Linked DNA regions of Mus musculus: regions 2, 3 and 4 are each linked to region 1. Evidence: chromatin loops called from intact Hi-C (ENCODE). Cell type or tissue: heart. All regions are shown on one strand.

Region 1 (5,000 bases):
CTCCGTTCTGAGCCTTCATATCCTCAAGAACATCTTAGAGACAAGCAGAGTTGGTTGGTTTCTAACAATTTGACACAAACCTGGACGTATCTGGAAAGGAAAATCTTAATTGAGGAATTGCCTTCATTGCCTTCATCAACTGGCCTTCAGAGAAGTCTGTTGGATTTCCCCCCCCCTCCCCCTCCCCCTCCCCCTCCCCCTCCCCCTCCCCCTCCCCCTTTCTTTCTTTCTTTCTTTCTTTCTTTCTTTCTTTCTTTCTTTTTTCTTTCTTTCTTTTTTTTTTTTGGCAGGACTTCTCTGCATAGCCCTAGCTGTCCTGGAGCTCACTCTGTAGACCAGGGTGGCCTCCTGAGTGCTGACCACCACTGCCCAGAGTTTTCTTAATGCTTGATGTGGCAGGGCCCAGATTACTGTGAAAGGTGCTGCCACCAGGTTCATATTGATAGAAGATAGCAGACTGAGCAAGCCAGTACTTGGTGGTCCTCTGTGGTTTCAGCCTCTGCTCCTGTCCTGAGTTCCTGCCGTGACTTTTCTCAGTGTGCTGACTACCATCGGGATACGTGAGCCCAAAAAAATCCTTCAGCCTCCACAGGTGCTTCTGGTCAGTGTGTAACTACAGCACCTGAGACTCAAACTAAGACACAAGGGCATTTAAATTTGAGAACCATTTAATATAAATGTTGTCTTTAAGAAAATAAACAGAAAAGAATGTCTTCCTCCTGAATACAAAGACAACCCCCATTTGTAAGTCCACCTGTATCTTCACTCCAACCTGTGGGTGGAAAGTTAAATTTGAGTTTTAGTTCCTGAATTCTTTTTTCCACTGCTGAGATGCCATATATTCAATGATTATATCGTTCTATTTTCCTTTTAATTTTCCACCACTGAATTCCTCCTTAAAATTGTGTGTGTGTGTGAGAGAGAGAGAGAGAGAGAGAGAGAGAGAGAGAGAGAGATTTGTTACATCCAAAGTATCTAACTACTGATTCCTTTTTGCCCGAGGGATCTCACTCCTAAACTCAATGTTAAATATGATGAAGACAGCTGTAGTCAAGACAGGATGGCTCTTGATATTCCAGCAATAGCACGTCATTGTCTATTTGTCTATAGCCTATGAGGCCTGTGTCATTACTAATATAAAAATGTTGGTGATTCGCAGTCCCCCAGGACTCACAGACTCAAATCTGTCAGATCGCACCTTCAGCATCAGTGATGTACCAACATCGGGGTTCTCACGAAGTCCGTGATGGACAGGACCCTAGCAGCCCTCTGTATGGTGGTCTGTATGGTTTTCATATCTCTGGTAACGGCACCCTCTCTCCCAGATTCCTAGCACATGATGAGCCTCTAATCTTTTAGCCCCAACCTCTCCAGAGGCCAAAACTTTTGACTCCTGAGCAGACCTAATTTCCCTGTTTGGGGAGGGGCTTCTGTAGTTAAGCTAGTCACAGCAGCTGCTCTGGAAGAAGACCCAGGTTCAGGTCTTCACATTCTCATCCACAAGGCAGCTTATAACTCCAGTGCTCCCTCCTGGCTTCTAAGAGCATCAGGCACATATTCAGTGTACTTACTTAGTACTGGCAAAATACACACTCATACACATAAAATAAAAAGTAAACCAACTCATGTTTATTGTTTTCTTTAAACAAGGACTTTTTCCCAACTTCCTTTGAAGCCAAAACCTCGGACACAATTCTGGACGAGGCACAGGTCAATGTGTGCAGTGGCACAGGAGCAATGTGTGCAGCCGCTCCTGGGATACTTCTTTCTTCTATAGAAGACGAGATTGGCACCACCCTTGTTCATTCCTCCAGTTCTCCCTTGGACATGATGCCTGGATCTGGACTAGTGATGCTACAGCCATGAGATAACACATGTGGGGACAACATCAACATGGCAGGATAATGAAGCAGAAATAGAGACAGCCTGGGTGCCTGATGCCACTGCCACCGTAAAACCACACCAGGCTGGCAATTTTTAACAGCTGGATTTCTTCAGGTAGCAAAAAGAGAAAAAAAAAAAACTTACGTTTTTCAATGCCATCTCATCAGATGTTTTTTTGGTTTTTGGTTTTTTTGGTTTTTTGGTTTTTTTGGTTTTTTTTTTTTTTTTTTTTTAGGTATTTTCCTCATTTACATTTCCCATCAGATGTTTTTGTTGCCTGCAGCTAACCATTCTCCTAACTGACGCATACCGTTTAGAAGAATAACTCTTTATACGTCAGGGTTTACAACTATGAATATTGCCTTTAGCAAGTTTGTCAGTCAGTTCTCTGTTTCAATAACCAATACCTGGAATAAATCACGCGGAAGGAAGAAAGCGGTTTTTTGGTTGGTTTGTTGCGTGACTTCAGCAATTTCAGTTCAGGGTTGCTTAACTCTGTTGGGGTGGGTGAGTCAGATCCTTGTATCACAGCAGGAGAGCGTCATAAAGGAGGCCTGCTCCTTACATGGCATCCAGGAAATAGCAAGTCTGAGTCTTAATAACCCCCTATGAGGTCATGTCCCCGGTGACCTAGTTTCCTTCACCTAGGTCCAGTCTCCCAAAGGTTTTGTGCTTTTAGAGCCAGGCATTTAACTCAAGAACTTTTTTTGGAAGCCACTTCAGACAGAACTATATGAAGAGAGAACATATTGCAGGGAGATATAGAAGAAACATATGAACAATATAACTTAAAATTGTGGTAAATGAAAAAATAAACAAAAAGAACACAGGTCATCAAAACTAGTCTCTGCTATGAAATAATAGGGCTCCCCCTATTATTTCATAGCAAGATAAAAAAAATGCAAAATCACCAATGATCTCAAAATGTCCACTAGGAGGCAGTAGAGCCTCCTTTCTGATTATGCTCACTCCGGCTCCCAAATGTGAACTTTCTGCTTCCAAGCTGCACCTTACAATTAGAAATCTTTGACCACAGCATTTGACTGTGACCCTGAACACCCCGAGAGTGCCGGCATTGCGCTTAAGGTCCGAGCCCCGCCCCTCCAGTCCTCCACTGTCTGCTGCCTTCCTGCTCCTCCAGCCTCACCCGGTTGCTTCTCCCTTCACTCTCTCCATTCCACGTTCTTTTTGGTTCCTTGGGCCGACAAACTCTTGCTTGCAAAGATGAGGGTACCCTTTGATATATTCCAGGGCCCCCTTTCTCCTCAGTCACCTTAGTCCTCCAACCCCGCCCACATCTGGGAACCCAAGTGAGAGTAACCGGAGAGGAAGTCTCTACTGACTCCTAGTGGACCTATTGAGAACGTTTGTGATTATAGGGTCTGCTCAGATGCTAATCTCGCCTGACAAAAGTCCACCTCCAAGTTTGCTGGAGAATCTCCTGAGTCTCATTTCTTCTCCCAGCGTCCCTCTCTCTGCCCAGAAGACCCACCCTCCACTTCCTGCCCAGTTATTAGCCGTCAGATTTTTATTACAGCCAAGCAGATACAATTCTAGATTGCCTTAGGCCAGTGAGGAATAACAACTACTTACAAAATATAAGACCGGTGAGGGGCCATAGAAGTAATAACACCAAGCTGCAGCTAGTATTTAGCTCTCTGCCTCTGCAGAATTAATAGAATCCAGAAACACACAAAGGTATCCCAACAGTGTATCCCAATAGCCCAGGCTTGCTATGTAGCCTAGAACTCACAGACCTCTTGCCTCAGCTTCCTGGAAGCTGACATCACAAGTGTTTTGACACTGCCTTGCTTTGATTATTGACTGATTTCTTTTCCCCCAGAGACCTAGACTTTCTTTTTACAGTTTTGCGAAAATGCAAAGGACACATTCTCACCATCTTATCACTTCGACCAAAAAGGGATTGTGATTCCTCCTTTTTTAAACTAATGGATAGTAATTGTACAAAGCAATAGACTTTATGTGACTTTTTTTTACACACGCACATAAGGCACTTTGAAGATAGGCTCTTGTTACCCTTTCTTACCATGTCCCCTCCCTTCACTCACGCCCTTGATGGTCCCACCTCTTTCTTCCTTCCTTCCCCCTGCTGAGTCTCCTGTTAGAGAGTAAGCATGCCATGTATCTTTCTGAGTCTGGTTTTCACATAATATGAAGAACAAGTTCCATCCATTTTCTTGAAATTATTTTTGTCCTTTTTTGTATTATTATTACTCTGTGTGTGTGTGTGTGTGTGAGAGAGAGAGAGAGAGAGAGAGAGAGAGAGATGTGATGAGGAAGTCAGAAGACAACTTTGATGTCTTCTGTCCTTCCACCATGCCATCCAGGCATAGACTCCATCTGACAGGCTTCCCTGGCAAGGGCTCTTACCTGCTGAGCCACCTCACTGGTGTTGTCTTGTTCTTCTTTATTGCTGAGTAGAATTCACAGTGTATATACACCACATTTCCCAGGTTGATGCCATAACCTTGTATTGTGAATAATATCTCACAAGCACTAGTGTGCAGGTGTCTATATGGCAAACTGAGTTTGAGTCTTTTGGGTACACACCCAGAAATGGTAGAACTGGATCATATAAATAGTCCAGTCTGTTTTGTTTTGAGGAACTTCTAATTTCTATATATGGGGTCTAATCTGCAGACCCACCAACTACATATAAGAATCACTTCCCCAACTCCCATCATTCCCAGCGTTTGTGGTCCTTTGTTTTCTTGGTAATAGCCATTCTGAGGTAAGATGAAATCTCATTGGCTTTGATTTGCATTAACTTAAAGAACACTGTTACAACAGGAATGTCCTTCCAGCTAAAATCTCCGCCAGCCAGGCTTTGCTGTTGACAGACCCAATGGAGCACGTGGGACAAGGCGCTAGCAGTGTGGAGAGTGTTCTTTCAGGTGAAACCAAATTGACTTGGTGATGTAGGAGATATTGGAGTGTGTGTGTGTGTGTGTGTGTGTGTGTGTGTGTGTGTTGGACAGGGTAGGACCCAACAAATTAATGGTCAATATGAACTGTTATGTCTAAAATATCTTAAGTCAGAGCTGACCCCCAGGCAGCTCTTCCTGAACTTACATAGGAACTCAATGTGGTTTTTT
Region 2 (5,000 bases), 65 kb before region 1:
AAAAAAATTAATTGGTATCAATTATTTTTTAGCGGGCAATAGTGGCACATGCCTTTAATCTGGTGGTTCTCCAGCTTCCTAATGCTGACACACAGTTCCTCGTGTTGTAGTGACCCCCCAACCATAAAATTATTTCATTGCTACTTCGTAACTGTAATGTTGCTACTGTTATGAATTGAAACATAAATAAATATCTGACATGCGACCCCTATGAAAGGTCGTTGGAACCCTAAGGGATAGTAACCCACAGGTTTAGGACCACTGCGGAATCCCTCTAGAAGCAGGTGGATCTCTGAGTTCAAAGCCAGTCTGAACCACAGAGTAAGTGTAGGACAGCCAGAGTCAAACAGAGAAATCCTGTCTTGAACCACCCCCAACTCTCCCCCTCCACACACACACACAAAAGTAAGAAAATTATTTTTTATTCATCTCTGCACCTCCTAATCTGTTTTTTCGTATGTTTTGCTGGTACTACACCAGGTCAACACTTGGTCCGAGGGAATACAAGCCCCTGGTGGCCGCAGAGCCTCTACTCCGAACTGTGTCTCTGGAGGGGGCCCTCCCCTGATTTCAACCTGGAACCAGGCAATGCTGAGCACAGGTCGCTGTAGGTTCAGCCCGGAGAGATCCTGGATGTGGATCACATGCTCGTGATCCCAGCCTCAGAAGGCCATGTGGGGGGGGGGGGGGTACAGAGTTCAAGGCTAGCCTTGGCTACATACCAACTTCAAGGCCAGGCTGAGCCACACAGTGAAAGCCTGCCTCAAAGAAGCAAGAAGTAGAGATGTGGCTCAACAGCAGAACACACTTCTCAACATAGACAAGGCTCTGGGGCCAATCCCCAAAACTGAATTATATATATAATTCATATATATATATATATATATATATATATATATATGGCCTGGAAAGAGGTAGCCCTGCAAAAGTGGCTCTGATGGTCCCAGCCAAAGGGAACCAACCACCTAGGAGCCAATTTGGGTAGGGGACAAATGAATTTCTGGTGAAGTTTCTTCTTGTCAGAAAGGCTCTAGTCCTTCACCAAACTCGAAGTCCCTCTTCCCACCCCTCTTTAAAACACCACGCACTCCTGGGGTTAAACTCAGGTACACACCATACTCTCCTCTGTGGCTCTGTCACCCTCCACCAAAGAGTGGAATGGCTATGGGTGACTTTAAGGGCTAAAAAGCCTCTGTGTAGTTACTTGGTCTTAGGCAAGTTACTTAGTGTCTTCTTGTTTCCGTTCCCTCCTCCTCAATAAGTAATACCTGCTCCAAAGGGTGGTATTACACAAAAATATTAATCTGATCTGACTGTTTAGAAAACTATTCAAATGGTTTGCGTGCAAACAAGCAGCTTAATTTAGTTACTCATATAACAGAAAAGCCCAGCAGTATAACTGACTCGGGTATGCAATGGCCCAAATAAATAAATAAAAATTCAAACCTGCTCTTCACAATGAAAACCTGTTTTCAGCAGCTCTGAGCCCCATCCCCACAGACCTCATCCTCATTTCTTTCAGTCAAATAGTTGGCTCTGACTGGTTCATATGTCATCCCGAGGCAGTCACTGAGGTGTAGCCTGGAGCCAGGCCATCTATTCTAAGCCATATGGATAGGGAGGGAAGAAGAATAATTACAGGGCCCTGTTTACTACCAGAAGGTGAACGGCCCCAGAGCTGTGTGTGCCAAGCTTGTACTAAGTTCCCCTCCAAAAGCCATTAAAGATACTTGTGTTCCAATTGAGGCAGATAAGAAAGATCCACCTATTCCTGGCGCACTTTGGGTGTTAAGCATTGTTAAAACTGTTTTTAAAGTTGCTATTACTAGCTGGACTTGTTGACACATGCTTCTAATCCCAGCACTCCAGAGGTAGGCAGATCTCTGAGTTTGAGGCCAGCCTCAAACTGCAGAGCAAGTTCCAGGACATCATGGACTACACAAAAAAACCTTGTGGGGGGGGGGGGGGAATCACTATTACTATTAATGATGTTTTAAAGTTCTGGTTAAAAGTACTACTGATATTTATGCCCTTGTCAGAAAGATGTTGGGGAGTGGGGAGATCTTGCTCCCTAATTAGCAATTATTGGATTCTGTCTCTCTGGCTTCATTGCTTTGAGCAAAAGGCTGCCAGTCAAGCATCCAACTAGACTACCCTTAGGTCAGTTGAGCTGTTTGGAACACTGCATAGACAAAAAGAATGCCCTGGTTTTTCTGTCTCCTGAAGGCACAAACTCAGGCAAGATTGTTTCCATTTGTAACAGACTTTTTGCTATCAGTCACCCAAATGAACTCAGATGATCCTATAACCATCTCCACCCAGGACAGAGGGAACACACTTCCCCTAGTGGCCTGGCAGAGGCACTGTCATGGCCTATACTAGACCTGTAGACAAAAATACCCATTTGTATTATGTTAGGTGTGCTACCATTGGTGAAGACACGAAGCATCATTTATGCATGAGACATTCTGTTGTTGGTTCAAATGCTCTTTTTCTAGCTAGAGACGGATTTGGTTCTTGGTGCATCATCTGAGAGATGCCCTCCTGTGCTCCCTCCACTGGCTTTGCAGCATTAAACTCTGTAAGAGGCATCTCTCAAGTGGTTTTGTCTACTTTTAATGGCGCTGAGAGAAGCAGTAGGCACAGTAGGAGGCAGTGATGGAGCAGTAGTTAACACACACACACACACAGAGAAAGAGAGAGAGAGAGAGAGAGAGAGAGAGAGAGAGAGAGAGAGAGAGAGAGCTCATTTTTAACCAGCCTTGTGGCTCCAAGGCTGGGCTCTCCTAAGCCTCCCGCAGCTAGTATGCCTTTTCCTTTACTCCTGGCTCAACACTCTAAATCTGCCCTTGGCTGAGTTGCCCAGTTACCTTCTCCTGGCTCGACAACCCTACAACTGCCCTCAGCTTAGCTGCGTTTCTAATCTCCTGCCTGGGGAAGGGACCAATGGCCACTCCACCTGAGATCTCTCCCTCCAAAGCATGGCAAATTCCCTTTCCCCACCCGTGTCTCCTAACCTACTATCAAGAACCTAGAAGTCCCACCTCTTCTGCCCAGCCATTAGCCACCAGCATCTTTATTGATCAATTAAAAACCAATTGGGGAACAGGATCTTCAGAATTCACATGCAGATTCCTGACCAAAGCATCAGAACCAACCCCTACTACTACATAGGTGCCCTCCTCTTATTCTATTTTATTTTGCTTTTAATTAATTCCGTAGGTAGTCAAGTTGACCATCAAAAATAGGCATCCCAATACTTGCAAAAAGATCCCCAGTGCAGTGGGCTGGCAAGAGCAGTAACAGGAGGGGATCCAAAAGCTGCCAAAGATCACAAGGGGAAGCAATTACCTGTGATTTCTATCTGGGTAAAACAAAAGGACTCCAACTGGATGACTGTCGCATGAGGTGCCAGACATTTTAGAATATCTGTCTGTGTTTGAGTAACTTCCCACGCCACAAATCCTTCTCCACATCCCTGCTTCAAAGCCAGAACTGCTTTTTCCCAGGCTCCTTTGCAGCTAAGATGATCACATAATGCAGACACTGCCAATGAGATAAATTACTGGATGTTTTTATGTAAAAGGAACTAATCAAGAGCCAGAAAACCCAGCATCTATTCAGACAAAGAACAGCAAGGTAGAAATGGTGGCTTTAGGGACAATAGTGGGAGAGGTACTGGAGCGCTTGCCACAAGACATGGAAATGCTCTTTCAGAAGTTTATGACCACGTAAGTCCTCCAAAACCCAGTGGCTTAAGAAAAACTCTTATTTCTAACAATTCTTTGGGTCAACTAGACCCAGCTGGGCAGATCGGCTGCCATATGGTATCGATTAGGCACAGTAAATGGAAAGCTGGCTGCAGCCACATAGAACATGTCCAGCAGAATAGCCTACACTTCCTTATAACATGGCAACCTGGTTTCTCACTGGATGAAACAGAAGCTGCCAAGCATCTTAAGACATAGGCCCAGGTCTGCCAAGTAATCATTTCTACCGCACTCTATGCCAAAAGCCAGAAAGCCATCTAGGACTCCAAAAGAAAGGTAATGGAGGGAGGAAAGAAGGGGAAAAAATTATGTAATTATATTATAATCTCAAAAATAAAATAAAAGATAGAAAGAACCAAAGGCAAGCACTTGCAGTAGAATTGAGCGCTTTCTAGGACCACAATTACTAATTAGCACAGATTTGATGGTTTACATAACAAAGCTCACTGTCTCAGAGCTGTGGCAGGTAAAGGTCCAGAATCAGGGCATCAGCAAGACTGGTTCCTTTGAGAATGGGGGCACCCAGCCCACACTTCTCTTCTGGCTTCTAGAAGGTGCAGGTAACCACTGTCTTCCCATGACTTCCAGATCCATCTCCTTGGTCTTAGCTATCATCTACAATGGCCATAATAACTTCATTTCACTTTGATTATGTCCGTAAAGAATAGGGCATAGTGGTGCATACCTTTAATCCCAGCACTCAGGAGGAAGGCAAAGACAGGTGGATCTCTGTGAGTTCAAGGACAGTGTGGTTTACATAGAGATGTCCACCATAGCCAGGGCTATGTAGAGAGACCCTGACTCAAAAACATGTGTGTGTGTGTGTGTGTATGTGTATATGTATATATATTTCCAGAGTACATATATTTCCAAATATATGTGTGTGTGTGTATGTGCATGTGTGTGTATATATATATACATACATATATATATATGTATGTATATATATATATATATAATTTCTAGGGATTAATCTTTTTTTAATTATGCTAAATACTGTCAGTCTTGGAAGTACTGGAGAATAGGATTCCAACATACCTTTTTTGGGAAAACACAGGCTGTCATGTAACAAGTATGGACAGAGAAGTAGCAGGAAGCCTTGGCAGCCATCTTTGCAGTAATTGACAAGAAAGAAAAGTTCCCAAGGGATACCTCGCTCTTATCTTCAGGAACAGATTCCTGAGGCAGGTAGGTTTAAATTAAGACCAGGAACTTTATAACCAACCCTAG
Region 3 (5,000 bases), 100 kb before region 1:
GCTGTCTGTATGGGTGAGAAGTGACTTACTTAGATTTTATGTGTCTATGAGGCAGAAGACAGCAAAGAAAAATAGAGTTGTGGGCAGGAGAGGAGTGTCAGGAACCTAAAGGGAGACCCAAGAGGGCTGCCACCAACACTAAGGGCGCGTCTCCAGGCTCACACCCTTGCATGGTGTCTTCCTTCCCTTACCATTCTGTAAACCTTTTCCATTAACCTGTCTCTACACTGGGTACTATTTTGGATGCACCGGATACGTAGCAGTGAACAGGGAACTTCCATAGTCATGAGATGGAAGGACAGGCATCTGCATAAACACCAAGTAGCAAAGGGGAGGAAAGAAAGGCCGTGAAGAAAGGGGGCACAGAATGGGGTAGACGGGGTAACTGTGGAAAAGGACAGTATGCCCAGAAAAGTATCTGATTAGAACCCTGACAAAAAAGAGCAGCCAGGTCCTAGGGGAAGACAGAGAGGAAGCAGGGGGACCTTAGAACTTCTCACAGGATGACTGAGAGCAACGCCTTGCTTCTCCAGTGTGAGGGCTGTCCCTGGAAACCAAGGAGGCTGCATTGGCCCTGTGGAGGAGGTTATAGAGGAACACCACCTGGGAGGCTGCCTCCGCCACTCAAGGCAGAGATGCAGGTACAGTGGGGTATCTCAAAGGATGCGATTCAGAATGCGTAAGAGGAGTCGATGAGACTCGCCTATGGGAAAGCAGATGATAGGGAGTGGATAGTGACCTGAGTGTTCTGAAGCCAAAGAATGGTGGTGCCACATGCTCAGACGAAGAAGATGAAGTTGGACTGGACTGTGAGCGGTGGGAGGGAAAGCCCTGCTTTGTCTGTGGAAAGATGGCGTAGGCGGCACTGTATGGTCTGTGTGGTGTGCTCCTCTGCTTTATCCTGGTCAGTGGGCACAGCCCTTCTCCTCCAGACGAGCCTGCTGGTATGGCTTGGCTCATGACAGAATTATGCTGACTAGTTTTAGGAGAACAAGAAACAATAGAGAGACCAAGTGAAATGATACGCAAAGCCAAGATCCCAATGCCAGGGACACGGCCTTGGGCTGGGGTATACAGATGGCTGTGTAATCCCACATGGCCCCACATTTTGGGGTAGGAGTAATGGTAGACATAAGACAAAAAGAAGTAGAGGGTGAAGTGGAGTGAACCCCAAATCCAACAGGCCCAAATCACATGTGCACTGAATCTGTAAAATAAACTGCCTAATAGCTCGTTCGCATCCCATGAGAGCAGGTTTGGGGTGTTCTTTATTATTAGCAACACTAGACTAAAGGGACACAGTAATGTCCCTCTAGCCACTAGCTCTGCTTTAGGGGATGGAAAGGGGCAGTGGCCAACCCTTTTGCCTACTATTAAATATACAAGCATGGGGTTATCATGGTTACCCTTAGCAGGACACTGCCTGCCTGTTGCCCAATACAAATGAGAGATGGGCTCAATAAACAGGCTGACCCAGAGAAAACCCGGCCTTCTGCCACTCTGCCATTAAGTTGAAAAGACCATTAATTAGACAAGCAGCTAGCTTGCTTATACCACACCTAGGAACTTCCCTTCTTCCCATCCCAACTAGCCCAAGCAAACTGCACAGTTACTGCCACAGTATGTAGCTAAACTGTGTTCCTCAGAGGCCAACATGTAAGGACCTGGTCTGCGGCACTGTGGAGACACGATGGAACCTCTAAGAGGCAGGGCCTTATGGGAGGGATCCAGATCACTGCAGGCTTCCACAAAGCCACAGCTGAAAACCTCAACCTGGAGTCCTCAGTCCCTATGACACAAGACACCATGCGACTAAGTGTACAGACTCTGGGACATTACAGACTGCAGGAAATAACTTCTCTGCAAGTGAACTTCTGCACAATGGAAATGATATGGCTGTAATGGGGGTGTGGGGGCAGTAATGGGGGTGTGGGGGCAGTAATGGGGGTGTGAGGGGAGTAATGGAGGTATAAGGGCAGTTGACAGAAGTGTCACACACAGAAAGGGCCCAGATGCCAGCCACATCTGCTTTCAGAAACTCAGCATGTGGGAAACACCCCACATTCCTGTTAGAAGTAGTGTTTCCTTCTGAAGGCCTTTTGTCTTCCTTGTCCATCCACCACAGATCAGCTTTGAGGACCATGTCAGCTCTCTCTCCAGAGCTGCCCCTGCCCCGTCTTCATCTGCATCTCCCAAGAGTCCCTTGGCGTCTTCAGTTGTTCCCTCCCCTCATGAGACAGCATGTCCCCTAAGCTGTGTGGCCCAGGGCAGCCCCTCCTAAGTCCTTTTAAGAATTTGCTTTCCTCTCCTGAACCCCTCACTTCTCTCACACAGCCGCAGACACAAAGACCAAATACAAGAACCACCTCAGTCTGCATCAACAAGCCACCAGTGGGCTCTGTGACAGTTTGAACAAGAAACAGCACCTATAGTCTCAAACATTTAGTCCCCAGTTGGAGCGCTATCTGGGGAGGCTTAAGCAGTGTGGCCTTGCTGAGGGACGTTTGTCACTGGGGTCAAACTTTGAGGTTTTTGTGTACAGGTGTTTTACATACTATGTGCATGTAGTGCATGCAGAGGCCAGAGGAGGGCACTACATCCCCAAGAACTGGAGTTGTCACAGATGGTCATGAGCCACCATACAGGTGCTGGGGAAATTGAACTGAGGTCCTCTGAAAGAGAAGCCCGTGCTCTCAACTACTGGGCCATCTCTCTAGCCCCCCAACCTGGGCTTTTAAGTTCCAAAACTATGCACAGTTCCCAGTTCACTCTGCTTCCAGCTTGCAGTTTAAGATGTGAGCCTTCTTCAGCTTCTGTTCCAGCTGCCACGCCTGCCACTTGCCGATTGCACGCCACCATCGACCGACCACTCGTATCCCTCTGTAAGTGTGAGCCCATTAAACAGTTCCTTCTACAAGTTGCTTTGATCATGGTGTTTTAGCACAGTGGTGGAAAAGCAACTGATGCCGAATGTAAGTCCTTCCTCCCTTCATCTGCTCTCAAGATGCTGTCAGCTCTCTCTGAGCTGGACAACATGACCGGATTTGGGTTTGGGAGGGCCAAGAAAGAAACCTTCAAATACAGCTTGTTTAAACTGAGGCACATGTAAAGTACAGAAACTCAGTGCATGACCGGATGCATTCTTACCCACATATAAATGTAGCAGCTCCCAGGAACTACCTCCCCTCTCACTGCTGATACTGTAGTTTTGCAGGTTCTTGAACTTTTAAATGAAAACAAGGCGCCCAATCCTGAGCCTTGCTGGTGCCTGTATTCTTTCGTTCCATATTGTTGAGACTAGTCTGTGTTGCAAATAAGTCAATTATTTTACTACTGTGCAATACTCTATATATTCACACACATGTGTTACTTTATTCTTTCTTCTGTTGGGGTACACATAGGCTATTTCCAGCAATTTCTAGCAACTGTGAAGTCACGGTTTCAGTGGTCTTGTCTTTCTCTTGGGTGGGACCCAAGAGCGAAATGCTGACAGGCGCACAGCCAGTACTGGTAGGATCTGCCATACAGACTTCGGGTACAGCTGTGCCTATGGCCCCCTCTCTAGAGCAATGGCTTCTGATTTGGTATCCCAGCCTCATCTTCTCCAGTATAACACAATAGATGGCCTAGGCTATGGCACAGGGCAGACTTTGCTGCCTACCTGTGAGACAAGCACACTAACTTTAAATCTTTACTCACCTGGAGAGAGAGAGAAACCATTCTTTCCAACCAGGGCTGGCATCTACTGTACTAAGAAACTATGCACAAACCGTAGAGATGGCCTGGAGATTAAAAGCACTGGTTGTTCTTCCAAAGGACTTGGGTTTAATTCCCAGAACCCACATGAGAGCTCACAAACATCTGTAGCTCAGTTCTAGGGATCCCTCCCCCTCTTCTGGTCTGTGGGTACCAGGAACTCACAGACAGGCAGGCTACCCACATACATAAAAGTTTAATTTAACGAAAGGAAACAATGTATCCATCATTTATGATTGATATTGCCAGCGTATGGCGGGTACTGGTGCTGAATGTTCTCCTCTGCCCCCCCACACACACCTAACGCCCCCCAATATGCTGTCACCAAACAAACATTTTGAAGCTCCTTATTCCCATGGGGTTCTTTACAACTCTGGCACCTGGTAACTGCTTCCCTCCTACTTGATATCTTGTGGCTGCTTTTGCCCCTCCTACTGCAGTTGATGGAGAAAGCAGGGACACTGGAAGTCAGAACCTCCTAAGCAGTTCACAGAAAGTAGAGGCGGCTTCCCACCAAGGAACCTGGGTTAGAGAGAAGGCAGCTGGTGGTGACCAAAGGTGACCCACTGTATACTGTTTAGGTTCTCTTATAGTAGACCCTGTGGCCAGCAGTAAGTTCATCAAGCCCTGGTATGGAGCCACAATTTGGGGGTATCCTTCCATAGAATTCACCTTCATTCCACGCAGCCTGCCTACCATTCAACCAAGCTCCAAGAAAGGCAAATAGGTAGAACCAGGCTTATCCTAAGGAAGTGTGCACTGGGCAGGGAGAAGTCTTCCAGGGGAATCTCACTCAGCAGGCACAAACAGAGGGGTAAAGGGATGTCTCCTCAATAAACCTAACAGCCATAACTCCTTACACCAAGCCCCAGTCAGAGATGGGAGCAAACACACAGAGAGCCTTTGAACTGAGGAGAGAAGCAAAGGAGCGTGGGAAGGGTCACTTCTTTTATTATCCCAAAATGCAAAGTATTGAAGGCACTTGCAATAACATGAGAGAGGAAAAAAGCAGGAAGCAGAACCCCACCTGGTCATTACCCAGCCTGGAGAAAAAGAAAAGCTCTCGGGCCAGGTCTGACGTCAGCCCGGTGTCCACTACAGAAGGTAAAATTCCATTCTACAGACAATTAGGAAATTAAGAGCACGGGGGCAAGGGACGAGGACCAGCAGTCACGAGTTAGTGGTTCTTCAAGGAACACATTTGGCAGTGAGGACACCTTTCAGGGCCCCTGCTGGAAGAGGTC
Region 4 (5,000 bases), 86 kb before region 1:
TCCCAAGGAAAGGTTACATTAGTAAGACTTGAGGCAGGACCAGAGGAACAAAAGGTGGCCTAGAGAGGTAGCTGGGCCCGAGTGATGCTTACCAAGCCTCACACTCTGCACACGGCCCCCAATGTGGCTGGAAGCCTCAAGCACAGTGACATCCGTGAAGCCCTGCTCCAGAAGGGCTCTAGCTGCAGCCAGGCCAGCCAAGCCAGCACCGATCACCACCACACGAGGCTGTCCCCTTCTCCGTAGGCCACGACTGAGAGGGTCATCCGCACTGTCGCCACTGGATTCACAACTTTGCATGCCGTCCGTGCTCACCTTCTAGGAGCCTGTGAGGAGAGATGGGGGCTGGGGGTCAGCTCACCTGACCCAAGGGAATCACTGCAAGCTGCCCCCATTCCTTAAAGATCAAGAAGATCAAGAAGAAACATCCTCTAAATGCAGAAAGGGAGATGGGAAGGGGCAGCGAGATATGAGAGCCAGGGAGGGAGCGTGTGTTTTAGGGCCCACTAACAGGTAAGAGGTGGGATCCATCAATTCTACCCCCAAACCTCTTAGGCTTTGCCTGTTCCTCACCCAAGGTCTAAAGTATGGACAAGAGGTGACCTGAGAAGAGATGACCAAACAGGCCAAAGTCAGGAGACTTACCCTAATGCCTTGCTCAACCCTGCATAGCTGCCCTCTGTGCCAACCCCAGGCTGCTTACACAGCCATCAGGATATTCACACATACCAGAGTTACTTGCACAGGCTCCAGAATGTTCACAGCAGCCCAGAACACTTGTACACACAGCACTGGGCTCTGTCCCTGGCTCTCACCTGGCACTTCTGCCCCCTTCCGTCTTTCTCCTCTCTCCTTGCCTTTCGGCTGGCTTTCTGAGTATCAGTGAGGTGGCAATGTGGTGGGAAGGACAGAGTCTTCACCTCCCCGTTCCTCCAGAAAGAGCTAGTATCCAACAAGCCTTGCTATTCTGGGTAGGTCCTTTCTCCATCCACCCAGGCCCCCAGTCACCACAAAACAGCAATGAACCCAGGAAACACTGGATAGTGATGACCCGTGGCACCAGAGACCAGACATCAAATTGACAGTTATACGCTGCCAGCTTGCTTAGAGACGCCAGGCTTGGGCAGCTGGTAATGTAGGGCGAGAAGGTGGCCCAGGGCTGGAATACACTGCTCCTCTAGTCTAAGAATGGCCAGAATACTTTGAAATTCAGCTCCTGTCCTATCCCTTTCATTCCCTGACTCAGCAACGTAAAAGATCAGTTGTCTCAACTAAGGTTTGAGTCACAGATGCCGCAGAATTTAATAGTACCAAGATCGAATGAGGAAATAAAGATGGACAGAAGCTGCTAGTTCACAAGCCAAGAAGCAAATAAAAACCCGTCACCCACACCCATGAAGCAAGTGTGGCCTTTCCCAGCCTCCACACAGCAATCCACTTTTAAAAATCAGGCACATCCCTCCAAATAGACATGTCAAAGACATTTATAGCTTTATCACACTAACCAAATCTGGAAACAACCCAAAAGCCCACCAATGAGAACAGATGCTCAAACCGTGTAGTACTCTCATGCCATGCAAAACTCAGCAACTACAGAAACAAGCAGCTGTGCTCCAACAGCAGCACAGATGCACCTATGAACGTGACTGAGCCAGAGGCCAGACTCCGAGCTGCACATACTGTGTGGCTCTATTCACACGAAGTTCAGGGAAAGGCAAACAATCTGTTGAGGACAGAGATTAAGGGAAAGGGGACATGAATGAGAATAGTAAGGGGAGCTTGCTGCAGTGGAGGGAGCAGATCTACCTGGATCGGAATGGAGGTTACACAGCATGCCAAGACATGTCCACTTCCTTCCAAGGTTTCCATTTTCCCCAGTACAGTGTCCTCTAACACTTGCAGGTTTAGCGAAGTAGGTGCTTTTTTTCCTAAATATGCTCAGGCTAAGAGGCTGCTTCTCCCCCAACTTATTCCATGTGATGTATGGGCCTAGACAGATGTGCTTCCTCTAGCGAGCCTCCTACTCCACTCCCAGACTCAACTAGCCAAGTCAAGCTAGAACATGCTTCCTAAACTACAAGCAGATGGCGCTAGAGACCCAGAATCCCTCCCGGGCAATCCAGGCTTTGCTCGAGAGGCCACTAAAAGGTGGGCGCCAGCCTTTCCTGCCTCCTCCTCCCCCTCCTCCTCCACTACCCTCTCCCCCTTCTTTTAGGCCCCCACCCTCTAGGGAACATGCCAAGCCGGGCTTCTGAAGTCTCTCCCTCCCTTCTCCTCTGCCTAGGTTCCTGTGCACTAAATTTAGAGGTGAGGATGTGGCGGATTGCACGCGCTGGCAGGGTCAGTGGTGATGCCACCGGAAGTCTGCCAGCCACCGCCAACGCTGTGAGAAGCTAGCAAACACACAGAGTGCTGTGGAGGGCCTGCGTCAGCTGTAATGACGCCAGGGTGCCCATGCAACAGGTGAGACCTGACACCGCTGCGTGCCCCAGCCCATACGCTGGAAAAGTGGGGAATCCCCTTGATAGCACCCTGGCCCCAGAGACACTCCAACAGCCTCACTTTTGCAATAAAGGGGTGGGAAGGTGGCAGTGTTTGTAAAGCTTAAAAGTGGAGCCAGGTCTTGAAATGCTACTATGTAAAGCAGGTGTAAAAGGGATTGAACTGGAGTTCTCACACTGACTGCGGCCAAATATGCCTGTAATTCCAGTACTGGGAAGGCTAAAGCAGGAAGATCATGAGGTTCAAGCTAACCTGGGATACATTGAAAGACATTACCTAAAAAAAGAAAAGCAAAACCTGGGGTGGGGGTGGGGGGTCTTGCTTATCACAGGATCCCTGACGCTACCTTCTAAAAGCCAGAAGAGACCTCCTGACCTTTCTTCCCCTAGGCATGACTATACACTGCTGTTGACAGTCAAATAAGGTTATTATAAGACTATCAGCATTTAAGGACCTGACACATGCAGGAACTGTAGAAATGACAGGATTCTGAAAAGGACCACAAGCCATCTTATAGATGACTGCAGAAAGACCCCTCCATTCCCAACACCAAATCTCAGAGACCCTGGACAAGGGTATCAGATGCAAACAGCACAGGACCTGCGAGGGTCCTAACCCACTGACCTTCCCAGCTAACTCTACAGTACTGGTCTTCCATGAGTCTTGTCCCAAACCAGCTCCATCCACCCCTGTTGCCCACAAGAAGCCAGAGGCCACAGAGAGCCACAGACGGCAGAGGATGTCTACCATGGCAATCTTACCACACTGTGTCCATGCACCATGAGGCCCAACTGAAAAATCAGAGAAGACATATCCAGAGAGCCTGCTATGCCAGGCTCAATCAACCTTTGCTGTTAGTTTTAATCACTTTCCCCACTTGTTTTTTTTTTTCCTAAGGGGTGGGGGTTATAGAGGGAGGGAGGGAGGGAGGGAAACTGTCTTATTGAGGAAGAATTTAAATGGTCCTTGGTGCATGCCTGTCCCCTTTTTGCCTTGATCTGTATGCACAGGAGAAACAGAACGCCCTGTACTAGTCCACAGATAAAGGAATGAAGAAAAAGTGCTGGCTCAGCCAGGCAGTGAGGGGGGAGGAGGGGAGCTGAGGCAGCTCAGAACAATAGACACTTGCCTTCTTGCTCTGGCCTCCATGGTAAACTGGGGCAGGAAGGGGGGTATCTAGGGCTTCCTGCCCAGCATCCATGTCCCCAAGCAGGCCAAGCCCCAAAGCTTCAAGAAATCGGGTCAGCCAGAGCATGAGTACCTGTCTACAAATTACCCACTGCTTCCTGACAGCACTTTCCCAGCACAGGCCTCAGCTTCCCGGTGTCAACCCCTCCTCCACACCTGTTGCTGTTGAGCCCCTCCCAGAAATGCCAGAACTCAGCTGAGGTAGCACACTGCTCTCACCCCATCCACAGCCCCAGGGTCAAAGTTGTGGGTGTCCTTTGGAGAAGATCCCCTTTATCCACTAGGCCAACCCAACAATGTCGCCTCTACCCCCAATGTCCTCAGAGACAGACCCTCCAGCTCCCACTCTCTGAATCTCACCTGAACCCAGGCTCATTCACCACCCTCTGGACCAGTGCTTCTCAACCGTCCTAATGCTATGACACTTCAATACAGTTCCTCGGGTTGTAGTGACCCCACACCACCACCACCATAAAAGTATTTCTTTGCTACTTCATAACTGTAACTTTGCTACTGTTATGAATCATAATGTAAATATTTGTGTTTTCTGATGGTCTTAAGTGACCCCTATGAAAGGGTCATTCGACCCCAAAGGGGTTGCGACCCATAGACTGAGAACCACTTCTCTAAAAGATAACTATGGCTGGACCTCATTTAATATGACCACAGGTCAACTCAGCAATTTGTTGAGCCTCTACTCTACAACAAACATAGGAATGCTCTTTATCCTCTGGCTTTGCAGATGTCCCTTCTCACAAGATACTCCCCACCACACACAACATAAAGCCCAAGCCCCACCAAAGCCTTGGGCTTTTCCAGACCACCTAATGACCAAAGGCAAGCATTCATTTCCCTTACCATGCATCAAAGAAGCTGCCTCTGGGTTCTGACCACACAGTCCTCACTGGGACTTAAGAGCTGTGCTGTCATTTGCAGCTGTGGACTGTAGGCCCCACATACTGGCTCTTAAGTACAACAACTACCTACTGGTTCCCAGGACATGGGTATCTCACTGGGGATCCGTTACTGTCTTGTGTCTCAGAACTGAGGCCGCAACTTCCCGGTCACTGAGCAAGGCTGGATTCCAGGCTAGACTGGTACTTCTCCAGCAAGTGAGCATGGCCACAGCCTAAGAGACACTACCGTGCAGTTCAGCAGCCCCAGCCAGTGTAGACACCCCTTCCTCATCAACTGGGATGATCTGCCGTCCATCCACAGGTCACTATGTCCCCAACTGCGATAACTGCTGCAGATATACCACCAGCAACAATCTCCCACACCTTTCAAAGGCACAAAACAGTCTTCCCATC

Evidence for each region. A loop is a pair of places that touch in the nucleus more often than their neighbours do. Peaks named below come from ENCODE experiments on the same cell type or tissue, not always from the same donor. Only the 100,000 strongest peaks of a DNase experiment are listed, where the experiment ranks them.
Region 2: it touches region 1 in a loop (2.2-fold over the local background); 19 of 42 quality-filtered maps call a loop at or near these places.
Region 3: a loop joins it to region 1, with 7 times the contacts of the local background. A loop is called at or near these places in 24 of 42 quality-filtered maps.
Region 4: a loop joins it to region 1, with 8 times the contacts of the local background. A loop is called at or near these places in 29 of 42 quality-filtered maps.

Annotation. Positions count from the first base shown.
Region 1 is chr2:131,421,198-131,426,197 of GRCm38, reverse strand. No RefSeq gene overlaps it. Among named protein-coding and RNA genes, the nearest start is that of Smox, 68 kb to the left of the region's middle. In heart, CTCF peaks have their summits at 2,846 (motif pointing right) and 3,206; a DNase peak (open chromatin) is centred at 3,157; H3K4me3 peaks cover 867 bases; H3K27ac peaks cover 460 bases.
Region 2 is chr2:131,486,390-131,491,389 of GRCm38, reverse strand. All of the region lies in intron 1 of Gm30679, which reads left to right. Among named protein-coding and RNA genes, the nearest start is that of Smox, 3.0 kb to the left of the region's middle. In heart, a CTCF peak has its summit at 2,354; no DNase peak of the experiment used is centred here; H3K4me3 peaks cover 50 bases; H3K27ac peaks cover 44 bases.
Region 3 is chr2:131,524,857-131,529,856 of GRCm38, reverse strand. It overlaps Smox (spermine oxidase), which reads right to left. Exons shown (of 7, transcript NM_145533.2): 7 at 4,674-5,000. The coding sequence ends at 4,977. Gm30732 reads right to left here and starts at 3,869. Exons shown (of 2, transcript XM_017319385.2): 1 at 740-3,869. The coding sequence starts at 1,389. In heart, a CTCF peak has its summit at 2,585 (motif pointing right); no DNase peak of the experiment used is centred here.
Region 4 is chr2:131,507,310-131,512,309 of GRCm38, reverse strand. Smox (spermine oxidase) reads right to left here. Exons shown (of 7, transcript NM_145533.2): 2 at 93-326. The coding sequence starts at 300. Among named protein-coding and RNA genes, the nearest start is that of Gm30732, 16 kb to the left of the region's middle. In heart, a CTCF peak has its summit at 2,072; DNase peaks (open chromatin) are centred at 2,079, 2,239 and 3,679; H3K4me3 peaks cover 766 bases; H3K27ac peaks cover 2,582 bases.